Regions from separate parts of the Homo sapiens genome. Here region 1 is linked to region 2. Evidence: read pairs that join two places in POLR2A ChIA-PET (ENCODE). Cell type or tissue: GM12878. All regions are shown on one strand. Links, peaks and the distances in the headings refer to the core of each region. The heading gives the core; the rest is flanking DNA.

Region 1 (5,317 bases), core at 1-5,000, 53 kb after region 2:
TATGAGGGCAGGCAAAATCAGGGTACAGGAGGAAAGAAGATAAGGTGGGAAGGAAGACAGAGGAGCCGGCGCATGCACTCTGAAGTACAATAGTACCTCTCTAGCTGCCTGGGTAAGGTTCCTCATAACCCTCGTGGAAGGAGAATTTTTGGTTGAGGAACTTATGACCTTATGTAGGAAAAATAGGGTTAGGGGGACCAGGGTTACAAGTGAACCTATGGAAGTCATTATTAATATTTTTACAGTCACCAAATTAACGCAAGAAAGCTATCACAACAAAATCTAGAGAACAGCAATGACATTTTACACATTTTGAGTTAGCAAAAAGGTTTTAAAAACGGAAAAGAATTTCATTTACCATCTCTTGTTAGCAAGAAATTGTCCAGCTCTCTCCCCCATCCAGATGCAATGAAGTGCTGCTAAATTTGTCTTGCTTTGTTATAGAGAATATTCATAGCAAATGGGCATTTTTTTCTATATTGGGTCCTTCATCCAAATGCTTACTGCCTTTCAGATAAGCTGTTATCATATATGCATTTCTATTCCTCCTATCTAACCTGAGAACAGTGAGAGAAATAGTAAATTTATGGTTGTTAAAAGAAAAAGGAGTCAAGTGGATGGCAGAGACATAATCAAAGTATTTGCCATGGTGCCTTTGGAGCAGGACTGCTTTGCCTTACTCCAAGGGCACCCATTCACATTGTATTTTATGTAAAATGGCTTCCCCTGAAGCTGTGCAATGCAGTGGCCATTTTACATCCAATTGCCTTCCTTTTCTCTTCCCAACTGAAAGTTTACCATTTTTCTAACTATTTGGGAATGATTGACTTTCAATGTGAGGTTAATAGAGTACAAAATTGTCAAGATTCCTGGAAGCCTAGGTACAGTTTCATATGGAGAAATCCCTGGGTTGGGAAGGGATTATTGTATACTGAAATGAAAGCTCTCCAAAAATGACCTGGAGTCATACTTTGCCTCACTACGCATTGCATCTAGCTCTGCTTGAGGCAACATGGAACATAAGGAGAGCTGTTTGGGGCAGAAGAGAGACTCATCTGTGCATGCTCAAGCATTATTAGGCTGGCCTCTTGGAGGTGTTATGAGAGGGGCCAGGCTGACAGTCCCAGCCTCCCCAGAGCATAAAGGTGGATCTGGCTTCTCAGTTACCCTCATTTGGCTTCCAGACCCATCCTATGTGTGGAACTCAGGCTCTGCCTCCGTAGTTCAGGCCTAGTGCCCTGGTGGGGCTTCCACTTTTATTCCAACTGAGCACTGAGTTCAGGCAACTGAACCATCATCCACAGAGATGGGGGAGGGTCATGTCCTGTGGCCTCTGTACTCTCATTTGTCCCCCTGAGGATCAAAGCCACATATGGGGAGGCTCCCGGCTGGGGTCAGAGGGTCAGCCTGTGGCCACAGAACAAAGTAAAACTGATTAGGCCTCATGAGGCTCCAACCTATGACCATGGCCTCATTAGCAATGTGCTCTGACCCACTGAACAAATCAGCTATACATACCTAGAAATAAAACTTAGGCCCATGAAAAGGAGTAAAAGAAAGGGTGTTTCAGGCAGAACAGGGGACTTTCCCAGGAGGTAAAGACATGCAGCCTCATTCTGGCTCACCTCCTCAGCTTCCTTCTGTGATGTCTTGGGAACATAATGGCACCGGTTAGCGTAGAGTGGTTTCAGATCCTGAAAAGGGAAACACCAAAACAAAGGGGTTTTGACTTTGGAAAATAAAACAGCAAGTGTTGTACTTGGTAATAAAAGGTTTGAATACACACACACACACACACACACACACACAGAAGCAGGCAGGCAGTAGATTGGGTTAATTTCTGAAAGTCACCTGTCTAGGGAGACTGAGTGAAGATTAGACAAAAATACTTTAAAAATTACTTTCTATTAGACTACTTGGTTAATGAGAAATTATGAAACTGATTGAGAAATGGGCTTCTTGAAATTTCCTCTCTGGTTTTCTTTTACTTCTGGCCTTTGTCTTCTTGTAAACAGTCCTCAGGGAACAAGATGCAAAACTCCAGGTTATTATGAAATGACACTTTCAAGCAGAGAGAGCTCAAGTCCAACAATGAGGTTTCATTATCACCTGGGGACAGGACTATGGTTGGCTGACTTGTACCTCTTGCTGTCATTTCCGCATCATTTTCAGAAGGAAGAGCTCAGGAAGCAAGCCTCAGGAGGAGGGGCAGCTCCTGAGGCTGCTGTAGATTTTAACTCAATTGAACTGTGAGCCATTTTCACCCAACTGCATAGATTAGATAAAATCAGTGAACTCCAAAAACACTGTTCAAGTCTCAGAAAACTAACATGGGGCTCAAGGACAGTCGATTTACTCTGCTGGCTTGGCCAGCTTCCTGATGAGAGAGAGCTCTCATGCATGGGGGTTGGGGTAGAACCAATAGACACAAGCCAGGGCTGCCTGGAAGCTTGCAGGCAGGAGCTGCTGTTCACTTTCCGGACTGATGCTAAACCTCCCCTGAGTGGTAGGGGGCTTCTTCCAAAGGCACCTTAGGACAGGACAAACAACTTATGCAAATTGACCTTGGGGTTTGGCAGAAGTACCCAGGCAGAGGGAATTTATGTATTGTCTCCTTCCCTTCTGCCCCCACTTCTTTCACCATTTACGATCATCTCAGTGGCTGCTTTTCCCCACACATGTGATTTAGCGTCTTTTGTACTTGGCACTCAAATGCCTCCTGCCTTTTAGCCGGCCTCCCCATTAAGGTTCTAGGACTTTCCATCAGCTAGCTACTTCTACATGAAACTCCTGCCTGCTCAATGTTCTGAAAGTACCTTGCCCTGTTAGCTTAGCTTGGAGTCTAGCTGGAAAGGAATGAGGGTGTTCATGCTCACACCTGGAAGGGCTTATTGTCCATGTTTGGTGTTTGGGTAGTGGCAGAATAATTATCATAATTATCCTGCTGAAGAGGAGGCTTAATGTGCTGGTCACAGCCCTTCTCACCTCCTGGTTTTGCAAAAAGCATTCAGGCACCAAGTGCCCTACATGAAGACAGACGTGTGATAGTTGCCCATTTGCTGCCTCTGGCTGATACTCTTCATTGAGGCCCAGAAGAGTAACAAGAACAAGGCAATTGGGAGGCAAGAAAAGGTCACTCAGCCAGGGCTTGGCAACCTCTGTAATCTGAAGGGCTACCAACTATGGCATGAAGGGGTAGAAAAGGAAATTGTTTTATGTTGAGTGTCTGCTCTATGCCAGGCCCTCTTAGGGCATATCCATTCCCATTATTTAATTTCACGTTCATGCTAACCCTGAAAGGTAGGTTACTACTATATCCATTTAGAAGAAAAGAAAACTATGGTACAAGAAGGTAAAGTGATTTTCCAAGCTAGTTAATGGCTATACTAGGGAGAGGGGAAAGGAAAGAAATATGAGACAAAAGAGAAATGGCACAAGACACATAGAGAAGGGTGAGTGAGAAGGTGGTAGGTCTTGAGAGGAAGTTCAGATTCACCCAAGTCAAAGGAACAGGGAAAGATGATGTTAAAGGGCCTCAACAATAGGACAGCTGGCTCTCACCCATCCAAGCTGTGCTAGGGTCCAAATGTGCCTTTCATTTAAGTTGGCCAACAGATACCATCATAGATTAATAAAGCCTCCTTCCTCAAAGCTCTCTGGGTGTCAATGAGGACTAGCCAATGTCTTAGGGCAGGTATAGTATAAGCAGAAAGATTTTCTTAAATATTCATCCAGTCGTACCCCCAAATACTTGAGTCAAATGCTGTACTGCAGGTCACCAGCAGCAGGAGGTACAGAGGGCCTGGACTCAGAGGCAAGTAGTGGTCATTAGAGGAAACTTCCAGTAAATATAATTTGAATTTTTGCCCATTGCCTTTGACTGGAGCCAATGATCAAAAACATTGGAATGTCAGGAAAATGCAAATCAAAACCATAATGAGATACTGCTTCATACCCACTAGGATGGCTGGAATCAAAAAGTCAGATAATAATGAGAGTTGATGAGTATGTAGCAAAATCAAACCCATCAAACACTCTGGTGGGAATGTAAAATAGTGCAGCCACTTTGGAAAATACTCTGGCAGTTCCTCAAACAAATAAACATACTTACTATATGATCCAGCAGTTATACTCTTAGGTAGAAAGAAAATGAAAATGAAAATGAAAACATATATCCATGCATAAATTTGTACATAAATGTTTACAGTAGAATTATTCATAATAACCAAAAAGTGGAAACAACTCAAATGTACACCAACTAGTGAACGGACAAAGAAAATGTGGTATACCCATACAACGGAATGTTATTAGTCCATAAAACGGAATGAAGTACTTGATACAACATGAACGAATCTTGAAAACATTATACTAACTGAAAGAAACCAATCACAAGAGAATATATATATTATATTATTCTATTAATATGAAATGTCTAGAATAGGGATACCTTACACAAAGAAAGTATATTAGTGGTTGCTTGGGTCTGGGGAGAATGTGGGAATGTGGAGGTGAAAGCTAAAGGGTATGGGATTTCTTTTCAAGATGATGAAAATCTAAAATTGACTGTGGTGATGGTTGCACATAAATAACTGATACATACTAAATATATTAAAAATCATTGAATTATACACATTAAATGGGTGAATTGTATGGGATGTGAATTATATCTCAATAAAGCTATTAAACAACATTAGGAATGAGGGGAAGAGGGGAAAAAAGGAAGCCATTTTAGCTCATGCTGCCATCAAAATCTACTGCAGGCTTCTTAGCCACTAGGCCTATGTTGCCATGGAGACTGCCTCAGAGTGAATACTGTTTGTCAAATGGGGATAATAATGCCTGCCCTATATATATCACAGGATTACTGTGGGTTTCAAATGAGGTAATAGATGTGAAGTCACATTGAAAAGCTAAATGCACTACACAAAACAAGGAATTATTGTTATTAAGATGGCTTCTGTTGAATACAAAATAGTATGCATACTATGATTGACTGCAACTATGCTACAAAAATAGGTATATACTCAGCAGCTAATATGCAAAAACAATAAAAATTGTCAAGTTAGGGTGGTAGAATTATGGATGTTTAAAGTTACTGATGTGTCATTTGCTTTATAAGAAGAAAAAGATGATGAAAAAGATGGCTGATCTCAGCTAAAATCAGAAGGGATGGATCTGGTAGAGGGGCCTACATTTATATTCCTGGTCCTGAAAGAAAATCAGGCAAAGGGCCTTTCTCTGGCATTCCTTGTTTTTCTCCTTGCCCAGGAATTGTTTCTTCAGATGCCATTTCATAGACTATTTGGGTGACGGCATT
Region 2 (5,386 bases), core at 169-5,168:
ATTTTGACCATTAATGTCAAAGGCACACTGATGTAAGACCAGCATATGGGTCCCTGTGTTAGATTAACAAGGTTTTCTTGAAGCATTCACCCACTCCTTAATAAAAGGTTATAAAGGTTATAAAAAAGACTTAGGAAAATTATATCTTATAGTCAAGATGATTAAAATTTTATAGGTTTATAAAATTTTGAAAAACAAATTTAATTGGGCCTCATGCCATCTTTATTAGGACTTATTGTTTTGGAAATTAAGTCTCCTGTCTCAAAGAATAAAAGTTTTTAACTTTTTTAAAAAATCGAGTTATTACTTTGGCTAAATGAATGACTTATTTTACAATGACCTGTGATCCTATTTTGTGATATCATGTGTTTTAAACTCTTTATGTTTGACAAACTTTTCAAAATCAAATTTTAACTTCAGACCTCATTAATTTTTTGATATTAGTCTCCTGAAGTCCAAAAGAGACATCTTTGGCTTATTTGATATAATAAAACCATACAGAAGTATTGTTAAATATGAAAGTGTTTAACTTTCTTTGGATTTATATAAATGTGTTATTAGTATGTGTTCCAGAATTATATGAAATTCCTGTGATTCTGATGTGTCTTATAGCATGTTATCGGTGGTAATTGTGATTATTATGTTAAATTGTTGTATGCCATAGAAGTAACCAAATTTCCTTGTCAATTGTCTCTTTAACTATGACTGTTCTAAGATTTTTTCATCCACAGTTATTTTACTTTCATCTTTTTTTTTTTTTTTGAGAGGGAGTCTCACTCTGTTGCCCAGGCTGGAGTGCAGTGGCACGATCTCGGCTCACTGCAAGCTCCACCTCCCGGGTTCACGCCATTCTCCTGCCTCAGCCTCCTGAGTAGCTGGGACTACAGGCGCCCACCACCACGCCCGGCTAATTTTTTTTTTTTTTGTATTTTTAGTAGAGACAGGGTTTCACCATGTTAGCCAGGATGGTCTTGATTTCCTGACCTTGTGATCCACCTGCCTCGGCCTCCCAAAGTGCTGGGATTACAGACGTGAGCCACCGCGCCTGGCCACTTTCATCCTTTTCAAAAGGTGGTTTTATAATCAGCATAGGACTCTGACAGGTGCTCTTGAATGCACACTTTTGATAACTTTGGACATTGTGACACTAGAATAGAGGAAAAACCTCCAAGGCTCCCATGGAGAGCTGAAATGTTTATGATTATCAAGCAGAACAGGAGTTAACTACATAGACTGAACTAATAGAAGACTGAAATAATTATGACTTTTGCTCAAAATGTTGCTCATCCTTTGTTTTTCAGAGCCAAGAAAACTTTTCTTTTGAGCTATTTACAGCTTTTAACACTTAAGTATACTCCTATAAACAAAATTTAGTGCATATTTCTCTCTACCTGATCTCTCCAAAATTTGGAAACTAGTTGCATGTATACTTAACTTATAGCAACATAGTTAGTTGCATAAGTGCAATAAGAATCTGTTTTCTTTTGTAACAGGATACAAATGGAAAAAACTGGTTATTTTACCAAGGTATTGACAGGAATAACATACTTTCAGATATAGTCTCCTTTAAGAAATCAAAGTTGACTTACAGGGCCAAAAAAAGCCCCTTGTAAAAGCTATCCTCATACCTTATCTACACAGTCCCTGTACAGTCTCCTAACACGTGGTAAGTAAAGAATGCCACTTTCTGACAGGCCCAGGAGACCCAAGTTTTCTGGGGACCTTGAGGTGAGGAATTCACCCAATTAATACAAGTATTTGCAGGCACAGGCTGGGCTTAAGGCATTAAAGTTGAATCTGAGATTCCTTATAGAATAAAGTTCCAGCAAAGCCAATTTTAAAAAAAGAGAAGACTATATGGCAAATAATTATTTTTGCTGACTTTATGCAAATACTGCAGCCATAAGACTAAAACTTATTTTGCCAATGAATTTGTCCTATGATTTGTCTTTAGTGAAAACGGGACTGGAGAGAGAAAAAAATATGTTTCCAAATAAACTATAGCATACCTGTTAGATTCTAGTTTGCCTAGTGTTTTTCAATTTTTATTATTTTCTATAGTTTAGACTGAATTCTAATTTTTTCCTGGCTACAAGTCTCCAAAATAATGTTTTCAAATTGTCCTTCTTTCCTTTCCCTTCTTCCCCATTTTTCCTCATTTAAAATCACTAAAAATTAAGCTGTGCTTTCTTCAAGCCCTGCAAACTGAAGCTAGACAACTTCAGAAGAAAATAACAGCAACCTATTTACATACATCAACCACTTTCATAACTGCCTACTCATGCATGGACTTCAGAGTAATATGGCCTATATAGATTTTCCAGGATTGTTCTTGTTTGTTGTTGCCTTTCTCCCTTCCTCCCCGTTTTCTCTTCATAGGACATGAAACTTCACAACCTGCTAAACATGAGCTTTCCTAATAACATGGGACCTAATCATGTAGGAATAAAGCATCCTAGCCATGAGAGATCAGACAAACCTAAGACCAAAGGACTCATTTTCTTCTAAAATGCTTTCTCTGAAGGATTTTTAAAAGGGGGGAAATGTAAAAAAAAAAAAAAAAAAAAAATCTCGCGACCCCAAAATCACTAAGCCAAAGGGAAAAGTCAAGCTGGGAAAAGTCAAGCTGGGCAGGACAAACCTGCCTCCTGTTCTATTCCTAAATAAGATAACTACAAAGATTTTTTACAAAGCTATATACCTCCCTCACAATTTGCTCACAAGGAAATTCCTTGTGAACAGACAGAATTTAAAGTCATCCCTCTCCTCACGTGAGACAAATGCCTATCTGATTGCTTTCTTTGCCCTATTGTTTGACTAAGCCAGACTAAGGGATAAGTGAATATTCCTGTAAATCGTGTATTCAGTGAAAGACTAATCAGAAACTCAAAAGAATGCAACCATTTGTCTCTACCTATGACCTGGAGGCCCCCTCCCCACTTCGAGTTGTCCCGCCTTTTCGGACCAAACCAATGTGTATCTTACATATATTGATCGGTCTCATGTCTCCCTAAAAGGTATAAAACCAAGCTGTGCCCCAACCACCTTGGGCACATGTCGTGAGGACCTCCTGAGGCTGCGTCACAGGTGCATACTTAACCTTGGCAAGATAAATTTTCTAAATTGATTGAGACCTGTCTCAGATACTTTTTGGTTTACAAAACAAAGCCAGAGGCCTAGTCCAGAGCTTGGCAAATAGTCCACGCTCACTAAGGGTGAGCTGAAGGGAAGGCTTGCAGTGTTAACTTTCCTAAGATATTTTAGTAATAACATAATAGTCTCTCCCACTGTGGTTTAAAATTTCAATAGCACATAGATTTGCATGTTATATTTTTCTATTAAGATATGAACTATTAAATATACTGAACCAATTCTCCTTCTCCCCCTGAAGGTTTGGTTTAAGATTAGGAAGATCAAGTAGAGAAGATATCAGAAGGCTTTAGATTTTAGATATATGTCACCCATTGCCATCGATCTGTCATCATAATCTTGGATGGGCTCTATAATGCCATCCTTGTTCTGGAGCCCAGTTGGAGTTGGGTTCTTGTAGTGCCACTGCAGCCTAGAATATCCAGGCTTCCCATGCTGTCCTTGCCTCCTCTGTCTATGCCTTGCTTTGCCCTGACTTTGTTTGGCCTGGTATAGGCCCCTGTCATCAGCATTCATTTGTAGTCTCCATTTTCTTAGGTCTGTTTTTTACAAATTTTTCCAAAATGTTTTTCTGCCAGATTCAAATTCTGCATGGCACATCCTCAAGTGCAGTTCACCAAATGTCTGTTAAATGAACTAAATAAACAAAAAAGTCAGTGCACCATTTTTTATAAGGCACATTTTTTATTTAAAAAAAGTTGTGAATTCCTTGTAAACATTGGTTCCCAGGACCCCTGCAGATACCAAAATCCATGCATACTCAAGCCCCACACTTGAACCTGCAGAATCCAAGTATACAAAAAGTTGGCCTTACCTATCTGCAGGTTTTGCATCCCACGAATACTGTATTTTTGATCTGCATTTGGTTGCAGGTGTGAAACCTGTGGATATGGGGGGCCAATTCTATTTATTGAAAAAAAATCCACATATAAGTGGACATATGCAGCTCTAACCTGTGTTGTTCAAGGGTCAACTGTATATCTGTTTTGTGTGCCAAATAAGGTATGGATAAGAATTTCAAAGGAAAAGTCATTTAAACAGAATTACAAGGAAGCCTCATTTTATGAGCTGACATTCCTCAATCACCAATACGCCCTGTACGGCTCACATACATACATATGCAAAATGGGGGTGGGGAAAGTCCCTAGTAAAAGAACAGTGTGTTTCAAGACAGGGCCCATCTCCATTTATGCTGAAGAGCTTAGACACAACCCTGTAGTCTAAAGGAATCTTCCGAAGAAGCTACTCATAGGGCTTTATGGGAAGGTGGCAGCCAAACATCTATCTAGTATATTGCAAATTCTGTTCACTATCCTCCCTTTCTGTGGAGGACATAGGGAAATAGGAATCATTCTGGCCCAAAGTTCCTCTGCATCAAATGAAACACAAGAGGAGACTCTACCAAAGCCAGAATGAGGCAGTTCTCCCTTTGCTCACCCATCCCCAGCCCAGAAGGCATATTGTTGCATATTCCCCAGCTCAGAAGCTGACAATCATGCATTCAAATGTATTTTGTCTCATTCAACCTCCTTGAAAGGACCCTGGTTCCTGATGATAAAAACACAAAAAGGGAACCTTTTGTTTAGTGCTGCTAGAAGCAAGAGGGAGGAGGTAGTTCCCTGATTAATATTCTAGATTAATTGATCATCAAAAAGAAGCAGTCAGACCTTGGCTTTCTTTATGCTGTCTTCCTCATGTGAAACTGCTAGGCTAGAAAACAACAAAAATTTAAAAATGGAGTGTGATGAGAGTTGAGGAGTTATTGTTAATTTTTTTAGGCATGATAATGGTATTGTAGTTATGTTTTTAGAAAAAGAACGTGTATCTGATATGGTTTGGCTCTGTCCCCACCCAAATCTCATCTTGTATTATAATCCCCACATGTGGAGGGAGGGGTCTGGTGGGAGGTAATTGGATGGATGGGTTTCCCCCATGCTGTTGTCATGATACTGAGTGAGTTTTCATGAGAACTGGTTATCTGTAAAGTGTCTGGTGCTTCCCCCTTCTCACTCTCTCTTCTGCTCCCATGTCAGATGTGCCTTGCTTCCCCTTTGGCTTCCGCCATGATTGTAAATTTCCTGAGGCCTCCCAAGCCATACAGAACTATGAATCAATACCTCTTTTCTTTATAAATTACTCAGTCTCAAGTATGTCTTTATGGTGTGTGAAAACAGACTAATAAAGAAAACAGTCTTTTAGAGAAACATGCTGAATTGTTTATAAATGACATTATACC

The links. Peaks named below come from ENCODE experiments on the same cell type or tissue, not always from the same donor. Only the 100,000 strongest peaks of a DNase experiment are listed, where the experiment ranks them.
Region 1: POLR2A ChIA-PET joins it to region 2 with 5 read pairs; 3 of 35 experiments call an interaction of 5 or more read pairs at or near these places.

Annotation. Positions count from the first base shown.
Region 1 is chrX:120,285,529-120,290,845 of GRCh38, forward strand. It overlaps TMEM255A (transmembrane protein 255A), which reads right to left. Exons shown (of 9, transcript NM_001104544.3): 5 at 1,626-1,694. Among named protein-coding and RNA genes, the nearest start is that of TMEM255A, 23 kb to the right of the region's middle. In GM12878, for the core only: no CTCF peak of the experiment used is centred there; DNase peaks (open chromatin) are centred at 1,577 and 2,083; H3K27ac peaks cover 2,133 bases.
Region 2 is chrX:120,232,638-120,238,023 of GRCh38, forward strand. It overlaps the pseudogene NKAPP1. Among named protein-coding and RNA genes, the nearest start is that of ZBTB33, 15 kb to the right of the region's middle. In GM12878, for the core only: no CTCF peak of the experiment used is centred there; no DNase peak of the experiment used is centred there.